3 separate regions of the Homo sapiens genome follow, and regions 2 and 3 are each linked to region 1. The links are chromatin contacts, found by Hi-C or POLR2A ChIA-PET in ENCODE. All regions are on one chromosome and are shown on one strand. The core of a region is the stretch at or near the end of the contact, and the rest is flanking DNA. Distances in the headings are between cores, read along the strand shown.

Region 1 (4,240 bases), core at 937-3,436:
ATCATAACTTTATACATTTATGGGGTACAATTTGATGTTTTGGTATATACACACACACACAATGTGGAATGATTAAATCAAATTAACATATCCATCAACCCACTTATCTTTTTTTTGAGGTGAGATATTTGAAATTTACTCTCATAAAATATACAATTTACTCTATTTTGAAATCTACAATATAGTTGAACTTTGGACAACATGGGCTTGAACTGTGCAGATCCACTTATACCCAGATTTTCTTCTGCCTCTGTCACCCCTAAGGCAGCAAGACCAACCCCTCCTTTTCCTTGCCCCTTAGCAATGAAGACAATTAGGATGAAGATGTTTATGATGATACACTGCCACTTAATGAATAGTAAATATATTTTCTCTTCCTTATGATTTTCTTAATAATAATCTTTCCTCCAGCTTACTTTAAGAATTCAGTACATAATACATATGAGATACAAAATATGTTAATCAAGTGTTTCTGTTATCAGGAAGCCTTCCAGTCAATAGTAGGCTATTAGTAGTTAAGTTTTTTTGCAGGGGGGAGGGGAGTAAAAAGTTGTACATGGATTTTCTACTGGGGGTTATGAGTCTGCTGTAATTATTATTAACTATAGTCACCATGCTGTGCCAGAGATCTCAAAAACCATTCCTCCTGTTTAACTGTAACTTTGTGCCCTTGGATCAACATCTTCCCATTTCTGCCCTCCTTCCCCCCACCCTCCAGGCTCTGGTAACCACCATTTTATTCTCTACTTCTATGAGCTGGACTTTTTAAGATGCCACGTATAAGTGAGATCATGCAGCATTTAGACATTACCAATTGACCATGGCTCTCTTGCAGGGCTTAGACTCAGCCTTACAGCTTTCTCAGCCTAGTACCAGGCAGCCACCAAGAGATGAAACAGTTACAACTCCTATTTGGGATAAAGGCTAAGAACCTCAGCAAGGCAGAGAAAGCCTGGACTCCTACAGGGGCCTGTTCTGAGTTCACACACTCCTTACCTTCACTTGGGCTGTTCTACCCGGGATGATGCTTCACCTGGCTAATGAATGGCCTTGCCACCCCTTCCATCTCCACAACCCTTCTCTCACTCCCTCAGTTGAGTACTACCTATTTTCTCGTAACATCTTGCTCCCCGACCACACTGTACTCAAATTCTGTTCACAGGCTCCTTCACTAGACGCAATTTATTTATTGTTTATTTTTATTTTTTTGAGACAGAGTCGCTCTTATCACCCAGGCTGGAGTGCAATGGCACGATCTCGGCTCACTGGAACCTCCATCTCCTGGGTTCAAGCGATTCTCCTGCCTCAGCCTACCGAGTAGCTGGGATTACAGGCGCCTCACCACCACGCCCGGCTAATTTTTGTATTTTTAGTAGAGACGGGGTTTCGCCATGTTGGCCAGGCTGGTCTCAAACTTCTGACTTCGTGATCCGCCCGCCTCGGCCTCCCAAAGTGCTGGGATTACAGGCTGAGCCACCGCGCCTGGTCCACTATACGCAATTTATTAAAGGGCAGAGGCCTTGTCTTCTTTGTACGTCTAGCACCTACTGCACCGTGGAAGTTTCCAATAACGTTTGTTGAAACTGCCACAAATGCAGCAGGGGACTAGCGGTGAAACAGATGAAGAAACTGAAGGGTCCTATGGAGAGAGGGGTAAGCCTAATGTCCTATTTTGCCCGTTTTCCAAAGGTTTGGTCAGCTTACTCCTGCTCTTCCTGTATCCCCACAATCAGAGATGCTGGCTGGCTTTCAACACGTGCCATTAGTGTGCAGCGCTTCCTTTGTCTTTTCTGTTTTGTAACTGTCACTCCGAGACTGTAAGCCATTTGAGGGCAAGGGCTGTGTCTTTGGGTACTTCGCTCCTCGCAGTCACAAGTACTGGCGTGCGTACGCGGGGAGAGATCGCTCCTCAAAACGGGGTCCTGAACGCTGCCCCGCGGCCCCCAAGCCCGGCCCGCCCCGCCCCTGCATCCCGACCCCTCCTCACGCCGGCCCCTTCCCGCCTTCCGGGCGGCGGAAGTCGCTGGCTGCTCTTCCCTGCCCACATGAGCCTTTTCCGGTGCGCCCGCCCCCTCCGGCTCTCCGGCCGAGACCTGGCCCTCACCTCAGGGTTCCCAATGTGCCTCCGGAGGGACATATTTTCTCCAACCGACCACGTTCGGGGTTCTAGCCTCACGGGTTGCCTCTAACCCTAGCTTCCTACCCCCACAACCTTGTTCAGCCGCCTCCCTATACCCTCTTCTCCGATTGGCCCGTCTTCCCCGGCCGGCCAATGGGGGCCCCGTTTACTCTCTCATCTCAGGGTCGCAGAAGGGCAAGACGCCGCTCAATGGTTGCCAAGGGCAACGCGGGACGCCGGCTAGCGAGGCCTTTTGTTCTCTGGGCTGGGGCTCGCCGGCTCCAGCCTTAGGGCGGGAAGAGAGGCGCGGGGGGAGGGGAAGGCTGGCGCCTGCGCAAAGCCGGGGGCGGGGGCAGTGGCTTGAGAGCCGGGACAAAACACGAGTTTTAGCTAATGTGGAACCATAAATACAACACAAGACTCCCCATCCCCCAGCTCCGTTTTATGGCCGTTTCAACCAAACATCTGGGCTACTGATTCCACAACAGGGAATATTATATGGGCCAGGGTTGTTCAGCAGAAATGGGAGAGTATGGTTTATTATTTTCTGGTTAAGTTAATATGCGAATTATGCAAAATACATGGGTAAATACAGTAATTATCGGTGCTTTAAAAGCTTTTAGGCTAGCTATAGAGCGACATCCTTAATTGCAAAGCACACGCGCTATTCTGTGGTTCATCGTTCATTTAACAAATACTTAATAAGCACCTTATGAGAAAAGCTGCAGTAGGTCTTGTGGAGAATGGGAGGATGACTAGGACCCAATCCCGTCGTCATGGAAACCATTGTGACTCCTGCCACCAGCCACCACCTGTTCCCATTCCGGATCTGAAAATGAAGTCCTAGCACCTTTACAAAACAATTACACACACAGTTTGACTTGGCTCCTAAATGTCCCACCAAATCCATCAAAATTATTATTTCCTTTTACATGAAAGGAACAACACAGTAACCCTTTGTCCTTTGCTCTAAGTTGTTTTTCCAGGAATGGAGAAAGGTTACTCTGAGCAGTTCATACTCGCCAGTTGTCTGTTAGTGAATAATAGCACACATTTGAGCTACTTCAGGGTCTGTGAGATGACCCATTCAACAACATGGCCTCACATGCCCTTGTTCTCTTAGGCACTTCAGCAACCCAACCTTAGGGCTACACCTTGGATCATGTTGCCAGTCAGTGCTGCTTGACCAGAATTTTGAATTCTGGCCACAGCTGCTTCTTGGACTTTTCATGTCACTCTTTCATGTTTATTAAGTTTTGTCTTAATTTCCATAATCTTTGCCAGTTCTTTAACCCCTCTAAAATTCTCAGTCTCTCACTCCTCTGCTAAGGAAGGGTTTGAAGGCTGCAAAAAATTGGAAGGAGGCAGAGGGAAGAATGTTAATCTAGAAGCTTTTGCATAGCAAGCAGAAACTTCTAGATTCATTAGTATTTAGAATGTATGCTTACCTGGTGCACCTTGTGGGTAACCATAGAGATTATGGATAGAATAACGGGAAAGGAGAGAGGGAGATGATAGGGGACTACACTCAGAGGTGGTGAGAAAGACAGAAAAGGAGAGATTTAAAGACGTGTAGGTAAAATCAATAGTATACATGAGAAGAGGTAAGGGGTGCAAGGAATAGAAATTCATCAAAGATGGCTATAGTTTCTCTAACTTGAGGAACTGAGTAGATGGGCGATAATGCATTAATCAAGTTAAAGAACAACAGTCAAAAAGCCAAAACAGCAGAAAGTACAAGTAGGTCCAACAGTCCATTCAACTTCCATTCTTCAGTGTTTTGGCTCACTTCTTTGTACGGTTGTCTCTCTTTTGTTCCAGAGAACATCTGGTTTACTTGCCTCACTAGTCATCGTGGTTGTCACATTTGGACTGCACAGGAAGCATTATAGAGAGATTATAGAACCCGGCTGGTTCTTGGATCCAACTGACTGTGTGTCTGTGTGTCTGGGTGGGGTAATTTAAATACATGTTCCCTCCCCAATCCCTCAATTCTGATTCTGGCCGGCGGGTGGGGAGCGGGGGGTGTTGTGGTCCAAGGAGACTCTCCTTTAAAAGAGTCACCCCTTTCCTTCACATTTGGCCTCAATGGAATCCTTGGAAAGCTTAAAGCTATAAACC
Region 2 (4,240 bases), core at 470-2,969, 390 kb before region 1:
CTGCCTCGGCCTCCCCAGTAGCTGGGATTACAGGCGCGTACCACCAGGCGTGGGCCCGGCTAATTTTTTGTATCTTTAGGACAGACGGGGTTTCACCATGTTGGTCAGGCTGGTCTGTAACTCCTGACTTTGTGATTGGCCCACCTCAGCCTCCCAAAGTGCTGGGATTACAGGCGTGAGCCACAGCGCCTGGCAGAAATTCGACTCTTAACAGCAGAAAAAACAATTTTGATATTTCTACCTGGAGGGACCTTTCATACCCACTCCTTCCAAAAAAAAAAGAACCAATTAGAAAATTCGAATCAAAGATCTTCGGGAGATTTCATGAAAAAAAAATCAGGGAGAAAAAAACTCAGCAAAGCAATTCTCTCATTTTCAGTGGAAGGCATTTCAACAGTGCCTGGGGAATTGCTGAAAGACAAGCATTTATTTATTTATTTAGAGACGGAGTCTCACTCTGTCACTCAGGCTGGAGTGCAGTGACGCGATCTCGGCTCACTGCAACCTCCGCCTCCCAGGTTCAACCAATTCTCCTGCCTCAGCCTCCCGAGTAGCTGGGACTACAGGCGCGGGCCACCACGCCCGGCTAATTTTTTGTATTTTTAGTAGAGATGGGGTTTCACCGTGTTAGCCAGGATGGTCTTGATCTCCTGACCTCGTGATCTGCCCGCTTCAGCCTCCTCAAAGTGCTGGGATTATAGGCGTGAGCCACCGCGCCCGGCGACAGGCATTATTTTAATAAAAATAGGATTACATCAACGATTATAGCTCAAAAGAAATAAACTTACTCTAAGACTCTCAGAGATTCATAGAGAGCCTCAAGCGGGTGTGGTTCTAGGCCAAAAAAAATTCACAGCATCCATAAACTTGGATGGGTAAAAATGACATTTATTTCTCTCTAAATGACAAGATTTAGCATTTTCTTCAATTATGAATGAAGGTAAAAACACCATAGTAGTATTAGCAGTACCTGCTAATTTGTCACCAATGGAAATAATGTTCCCACATTATGGTGGTTGCATGTCTTCAAATACCTTTGTGCTCATCACTACTTCAAAATTATGGTTGACAACACATACTACTAGATATTATGGACTCTTTAATAAAAAGCATTGTTACTGCGTAACTTTTTCCTTTTACCATCTTGATAACTACATTCCAATCTAACTGGTTTCCTTTATAATCCTATGTAATTTACTTTAAGCATTTAAAAATATTCTGAGAGTTAATAAGCTTCTCCAGAGAGCCAAAGGGGTCCACGGCACAAAAAAAGGTTAAGAATCCCCAATTAAGAGAAGTCAAGTGAACTCATTCAGTTAACGGTCCTCTTTACTTCCAAAAATAATGTCCGATGACAAAATTTCGGCTGCGGTTGGGAATCTGGTACACCCCGAGGGGAAGATCAAAGCCGATCAAACATAGTAACCAGAGTTTCTTTCAGATTCTAAGAAGCCATCCCCACTGCCCGAGTCGCCGACCGAGGGGAACCTCCCCCAACCCGCCACCCCTTCCCCAAGCCTTCTTCAATCTTCCAACGCCGGACCCAGGGTTAACTCGTGAACTCACGCGTCCACGCCTCCCTCTTCCGGGGCAATCCCCTCATCTATCAGCTGCCGGATTTTCTGGGGGGTCCCTTCTGGGGAGCGAACTACTGCACCCCAATTCTTTTCAACCCCTACGGCAAACGCTTGTCCCTCACAGGGCGCCGCCATCTTGGTCCGCTGCCGAGTTGCTTCCCCGAGAGTTTGAAGGCTCCGGAACTTCCGTCCTGGGAGGTTAATATCCGCCTCTTGAGGCAGCCTGGCTGGGAAAGTCTAACCGCGGGGCCCACGCCTTTTCTCATCATTTTAGAACCTTAGAGCGAGCTTAAGGAGGGCTGTACTGTTTAGGACAATCTTGATTAATCGTTTCCTTTATCAACTAGCATATTTAGGTTGATAAGAGATTTTTAGAACGCTGTCAGTCCAAATTCAGCAGGGATGAGGGGCTCAACTTAATTTTCAAGTAATATTAACTAATACGGCCGGGCGCCGTGGCTCATGCCTGTAATCCCAGCGGTTTGGGAGGCCGAGGTGGGCGGATCGCCTGAGGTCAGGAGTTCGAGACCAGCCTGGCCAACATGGTGAAACCCCATCTCTACCAAAAATACAAAAATTAGCTGGACTTGCTGGCGGGCGCCTGTAATCCCAGCTACTAGGGAGGCTGAGGTAGGAGAATCGCTTGAACCCGGGAGGCGGAGGTTGCAGTGAGCCGAGATTGCGCCACTGCACTCCAGCCTGGGCGACAAGAGCAAAACTCCGACTCAAAAAAAATAAAAATAAAAATAAATTAACTCATACGACCCTCCTAAGTTGCACCTTTCTACAAGCGAGGAAATGGTGACCCTCATTGGAGAGCAAATAATTTAGAATCCTTGTTGGAAACCGTGTTATGGATGGATTTAGAAGTCTGTGGCATTTGACACTATTGATACTCCTTCCTTAGTCCAACAAATATTTATTGAAAACGTCCTATTTATTTTTTTTGAGATGGAGTTTCGCTCTTGTTGCTCAGGCTGCAGTGCAATGGCGCGATCTCGGCTCACTGCAACCTCTGCCTCCCGGGTTCAAGCGATTCTCCTACGTCAGCCTTCCGAGCAGCTGGGATTACAGGCATTCGCCAACACGCCCAGCAATTTTTTTTTTTTTTTTTTGTATTTTTAGTAGGGACGGGATTTCACCATGTTGGTCAGGCTAGCCTTGAACTCCTGACCTCAGGTGATCCGCCCGCCTCGGCCTCCCAAAGTGTTGGGATTACAGGCATGAGCCACCGCGCCCGGCCGAAAGCATCCTATTGATAGTCTCTAGGCACTAGCAATGACAGTCGTGAGCAAAGAAGCTGTAGATCTTGGTGGAGTTAGATGTCAAATTTTCCTATAGTTTTAAAATTATGATTACAAGTGCTCCAAGGATGTACCAAGGTTATAATAGGAGAATCTAATTTAGTTTGCACATTCTCCTGAGAAAAATCAGGTACTGGAGCTGAGACGGATGAGATTGAAGGGAAGAAATCTGTACAGAATCTTCCAACACCCCAGGTTGGAAGACTGATGTGACTAAACAATGGGCAAAGAGGAAAGTGGGATCACCTCCTACCCTTCCAGCACCCTACCTGTGGGCTCCTAACTCTATCAGTGTTCCCAGCAGCAGGACCTGCAACCTATTGATCCAATTACCTTTCTGCTCTTCCTAACTCCACCACCACCCTTGTTTCTTCTTTTCTTAGCCAGCTTAAATTCATTACTAATTGTTATCATCATCCCTTTGCAAAATTTGAACATGGGTTGAGACTTAGTTAATATGAAGGAAACATTGTTGATTTCACTATATGTAATAATGGCATTGTAGTTATGGTTCTTAAAAGCCCTTCTTTATTAGAAATGCATCTTGAAGTGTTTATAGGTGAATTGATATGATGTTTGGAATTTGCTTTGAAGTTATCCAGGAAAACATGTGGAGGAATAGATGAAAAAATATTGCAAAATTTTAAACTGTCGGACTTGGATGATAGAATTGTGGGATTCATTATATTATTCTTTCTGCTATTAAGTATGTTTGACAATATCATAATAAAAAGCAAAATAAATAAGCTAAAAAATACATGTTCTTGAATACCCTTTGAATTTCCTTGAACCTCTCTTGCTTAATAGTACTTACTTGACAAAACCTCAATCACAGTTGAAGTAAGTTCTCTATTATTGCTTCTGTACCCATACAACTAAATATGGCTAAAGAGAAATGACAAACTTGTCTCTTTATATTCTTGACTTCAAGTGGGACCTTAATTCTGCCCAGTAATTATACTACCTTTATCTAGTCCACTTCTCATCCCACTTTTCATAGATGACTTATTTTTATTTTTTATTTTTTTAAATTTATTTTTTATTTTTATTTTGATTTTTTTGCAGACGGAGTCTCCCTCTGCTGCCTGCTGGAGTGCAGTGGCACAATCTCGGCTCATTGCAACCTCTGCCTCCTGGGTTCAAGCGATTCTCCTTCCTCAGCCTCCTGAGTAGCTAGGATTACAGGCACCTGCCACCATGCTTGGCTAATTTGTCATATTTTTAGTAGAGACGGGGTTTTACCATGTTGGCCAGGCTGGTCTTGAATTCCTGACCTCAGGTGATCCGCCCACCTTGGCCTCCCAAAGTGCTGGGATTACAGGCGTGAGCCACCATGCCTGGCCACCTGGCTAATTTTTA
Region 3 (4,240 bases), core at 1,129-3,628, 290 kb after region 1:
TCGGGAAAGGGGCCCTGAGGATATAACTTGGAGGGACTATATGGTCAGAGGAGAAAGTTCCTCCTATTTCATAATAGCTATCACCTTGCTACTCCTTCCTCAAATCCAAGGCAGCCAGCTCCTTGGAAGAAACCAGTCTGTTACCCTTCCCTCTCCCACCCACCAACTCACCTGTTTCAGAAACGAAAATCTGCAGACTCTGAGGGAAATAACCCCCTAGTTAGCCATTAGGAAATTAACAGAATCTACCACTCCTGAGATTACATAAGGTGGGGCAGCTGTGTCCACACGCCTCTATTTCCCTGAAAGTTATCAATGGTTATGAGCGGTCTTGTTTCGGGCCCCGCCCAAACTTAAGGTCGCTTGAGTTTTCTCTCTGAGTGAAGGGGGAACTAGTCTGGACCACCCTTTTCTTGCTGGTGCCTTTACGGTAGTTTTCAAATTGTTTAACCAATCTCAGCGTGAGAGTGAGCCAGGAAGTTACCATCCTCAAGTAGGAATCCAAATGGGGAGAAGGGCTACGACGCAAGCGCAGGGTTCCAAATCATGCAACAGGACCTGCAAACAGACTCACACCCCAGACATCAAGAAGTATCTCCCAGCCACACATCTACATGGAGCTTATGTGGCCTCTCCTAGCAGAGGTAGCTGGGGCAATTGGGGGATTGGAGGGCATAAGCCTCCCATCAACCTGGGATCCCTATTTAAAAGATGCTAAAAATAAATTAGTAAACATTGCTGTTTACAGAAATAGAAATCATTTCTGTTTCCAAAGGCCTCTCACCATCCCAGTCCTGGACATTTCCAAGACTGCCACCCCTGACACCCTCTCCAAGGTCCGCCCTGGTGGATGGGTGAGACACCAGAGTCCTTTGAGACTGGGAGCTCCTCAGGCATCTGAGAATTCCAGTTTCACATCCCTGGTTCCAGGGAGGGGAGAATCTTCAGTACTCTGGAGAGTACGGGAGTTCATCCCTTCTTATCAGTTCCTGGGGGCTGTCTTGAGGCAACCCCCACTTTTAGGATGATATACACGTTGCAAGAATTCCCGCTATTTTCCGGCCCCCAGTACCTCCCCAGAGTCCACATGTCTGCCTGGACCCACCCTCAGAGCAGAGGAACCAGTCTGTGCCTTGGTGTAATGACTCTGGGAAAGAAGGATGGGCAGAGAGAAAGCAGGGACAACGGCCTGGGGGATCATCCTTGAGGGTAAGACTGACAGCAATGACTGTCCTACAGGCAGGTGGTGAAGCTGGGCGCCGGGCCGGGACCGGAGCCGGAGGCGGAGCTTTCCACCTCGCTGGTGAGTGGCGGGTCGATGCGGGGAGTTCGACGACGTCCCCGGTACTCGATCATATCTGGATGATAGGTTGGGTGGCGGCGAGCATGCTTGGTCAGGTGGTCGCTCCGGGAGAACTGCTTGGGGCAGAGGGGGCAGGAGAAGCGCTTCTCGCCCGTGTGCGTCCTGTAGTGGCGGGCCAGCTCGTCGGAACGCGTAAACTTCTTGTCGCAGTCGAGCCAGTCGCAGGAGAAAGGGCGCTCACCCGTGTGGGTGCGCTGGTGGGACTTGAGGTGCGACGACTTGTAATAGGCTTTGGTGCAGCCCGGGAAGGGGCATTGGTGGCGCTTGGCAGCAGGTGTGACAGACCTCCTCCGGGGCGCCTGATCCGCGGCGGGGGCGGGGCCTGCCCCTAGGGCCCCTCCAGAGAACCCACCAGAGGCTGCTGGTGCGCCCGGGGCAGCAGGCGCGCTTGGGACGGCGGGCGCATCGGAGGAGCTCTCGGGAGCGCAGACCGCCGCGGCGCCGGAGGCGGGAGCCAGCTCGGAGCACGGGGTCTGGACGGAGCACGGGATCGGGTCGGAGAAGCCGGACGAGGCGCGTGGAGCTTCCCCCGAGTTCTCCCAGGAGCCCTCGCCAGAGCTGCCGCGCAAGTCCGCCCAGACGCTTGCAGCCAGCAGGTGGGGCGCGGCGCCGCCCGCGCCGGGGCTGGGGGCGGGGACCTGCGGGAGCTGGGGGACCGACGCGGGCCCCGGTGGCCCCGGACCCGGCAGAGCGGACTCCGGCGGCGCCGCACCCACCTCCGAGCCAGCGGCTCCACCCGCGCCCTCGGGGTCCGGCGGGCGGCGGTGAACCACGGCGCCCGCGGACATGGACACCAGGCACTCGGCGGCGAAGTAGTCCAGGCACGCCACGGCGGCCGACATGCTGGGACCGCCCGGCCGCCGGCGAGCGCCGTCCGAACGCGGCCGGCCGCGGGCGACGGAGTTCCCGGGAGCGTCCGTCCCGCAGCCTCGGAGCGAGAAGCAGGAGGCCGGGTGCTCGCCGCCTGCCGCCTGCTGCCGCCGCCGCCGCCGCAGCCGCCGCTGCCGCCGCCGCCCGCGCGGAGCCCGCCCCGCCTGACGCGCCCCTGACGCACCGGAGCCCGCGGGGGCGGCAGAGACCCGCCCCGGCCCGCAGGACACCCCCTCGGAACGCGCGGCCCCCGGCTAAGTCATGTTTAACAGCCTCAGAAATTATCTTGTCTCCGCGTTCTTTCTTCTGCCGGCGAGCCAGGTAATGGTAACAGAGCGAAACTCCCCAGTCGGAACTTCTGGGTTGCAGCAGCCTCGCCCCCCCTCCCCGCAGCCCGCCGCCCGCTGGTCCGTCGCCAGCTGGGTGTCCCGCGGAGTCCCAGAAAGTTTTTTTTTTTTTTAAGGAAAAAAATTGCTAATACCTGACATGTCTTTCGGTTCATAATTGCGATTGTTAGCGAAGTGGTCTCGAATTCCATTTCACTCCCCGTTCGCCGCTCTCAGACTAAATTGCAAATATCCCCAAGTCTGTAGCAAAAAAAGTTTTCTCATTGAGCAGGTCAACTGTGAACCCGGGGCCGGGAGCAGTTCCCTAAATAGATCCGCTACGTAGCCATTAATTAATAGCATCTCGAACCAGAAACAGTTTTAACCTTGGAAAAGCAAAGAATCCTCTCCCGGTTGAAATTGAAACTTAAAATCCTTTGAGTAACGATTTAACTATTCAGCCAACGAAAGAAAAATGCATGTTTAAACTGCATTAACCTGTCACTGGCATCCAAACAAATTTAAACGCTGAGATATAAATTATAGTCTAGCGGCGAGATAAACACATTAAAATGGACTCCCACCATTTTAATAATAGAAAGTCACGTTTCCAATTAGGCATTATCTTGTAATTTGCTTTTGACGAAAGTTAAATGTAAGGAAATGCAGCACATGATATAGAATGCTCATATGGTGTTTTGTGATTGTGGAGGTTTGCCTTTTTTATAATCAAATGCATGTACGGTTTCTTTTACGTGTCTTCATTGCTCTCATTTTTTCCCTCGTTTTTCTTTTTAAAAATGTAAAACTACATAGAAAAACAAACAGGATAATTTCTAAAAATAGTCATATCTTAGTTTTTGATGTATACAAGCTTTTATATGAGTGAATTGTGTGCATTTTATTTGTAGTTCTTCAGTACTTTTTCTTTTGAAAATTAATACGTATGTATCAAGAATAACATACGTTCATGTATTTACTGCCTAGGGTAATCAAATGTGAAATTTTTGTTATAGTTGTTTCATGTTTTTATTTATATTAAACATTACAGATAGAGTTGAATGTCACTTTGTTTCCCTCCCCAGTTCCATTCACCTTTCTCCCTCTTCACTTTTCTAGGTAATTAGTATTATAAAGTGGCTATTTAATCTGCATTTGTTTTGATACCCGTATTACCTAATTATACATGTAAATATATGTATATCTCCATGCTTATTTATTAAAATTTTTAAGTAAATGGTTCACTAGTATACATATCATTTTGCAACTTCTTTCCCTCAATATGATTTTGACAGCTATCCAGGTTGACACCTATAGAATCTACTTTATTCATTTCAGCAGTTTTTAAATAATATTGTCAGTGTTATTATTTTTAAGGCGATTCCATTGCAAAACAGTTAATTTTTCTGAAGTTCCTCTAGACGATTAACTCTTCGTTAATCTACACATTAAAATCTATCAGATAGAATAATTTACTAGCTGTTTTAATTTTATTATTTAGAAAAAATGTGAAGATATTTAAAATGCAGAGAGAACATTACAAGCACCCATATACCTGTCTCATATAATGAATATGTTAACATTTTGTTATATCTCCCTCAGATCTATTAAGTATTCAACATTTCTGATAAAATTGAAGGTCCCCTTGTACTGCCCCCAATACCATTCTCCACCCTTTTCC

Evidence for each region. Hi-C counts contacts between places; a loop is a spot of excess contacts on that map. ChIA-PET counts read pairs that join two places held with the same protein, here RNA polymerase II (POLR2A). Pooled maps may share reads with other maps.
Region 2: a loop to region 1 is called in a map with no recorded cell type, with 9 times the contacts of the local background. The contact joins the promoter of ZC3HC1 here to the promoter of CEP41 in region 1. A Hi-C loop is called at or near these places in 1 of 37 single-sample maps with no recorded cell type and 11 of 50 pooled maps. POLR2A ChIA-PET finds 5 or more read pairs at or near these places in 2 of 52 experiments (Caco-2 and HEK293T).
Region 3: a loop to region 1 is called in a map of B cell, with 13 times the contacts of the local background. The contact joins the promoter of KLF14 here to the promoter of CEP41 in region 1. A Hi-C loop is called at or near these places in 1 of 168 maps with a recorded cell type or tissue (B cell) and 3 of 50 pooled maps. POLR2A ChIA-PET finds 5 or more read pairs at or near these places in 1 of 52 experiments (HEK293T).

Annotation. Positions count from the first base shown.
Region 1 is chr7:130,438,830-130,443,069 of GRCh38, forward strand. CEP41 (centrosomal protein 41) reads right to left here and starts at 2,187. Exons shown (of 11, transcript NM_018718.3): 1 at 2,105-2,187. The coding sequence starts at 2,137. LOC105375505 (a long non-coding RNA gene) reads left to right here and starts at 2,925. Exons shown (of 3, transcript XR_927973.3): 1 at 2,925-3,859; 2 at 3,941-4,060. RefSeq lists an enhancer at 1,873-2,627.
Region 2 is chr7:130,049,655-130,053,894 of GRCh38, forward strand. ZC3HC1 (zinc finger C3HC-type containing 1) reads right to left here and starts at 1,720. Exons shown (of 10, transcript NM_016478.5): 1 at 1,567-1,720. The coding sequence starts at 1,712. RefSeq lists enhancers at 1,054-1,846, 1,474-1,783, 1,844-2,033.
Region 3 is chr7:130,731,829-130,736,068 of GRCh38, forward strand. It overlaps KLF14 (KLF transcription factor 14), which reads right to left and starts at 2,379. Exons shown (of 1, transcript NM_138693.4): 1 at 1-2,379. The coding sequence starts at 2,205. The coding sequence ends at 1,234. It overlaps LOC105375508 (a long non-coding RNA gene), which reads left to right and starts at 2,436. Exons shown (of 4, transcript XR_927978.3): 1 at 2,436-2,554. RefSeq lists an enhancer at 1,450-1,987 and silencers at 1,883-2,042, 2,113-2,192.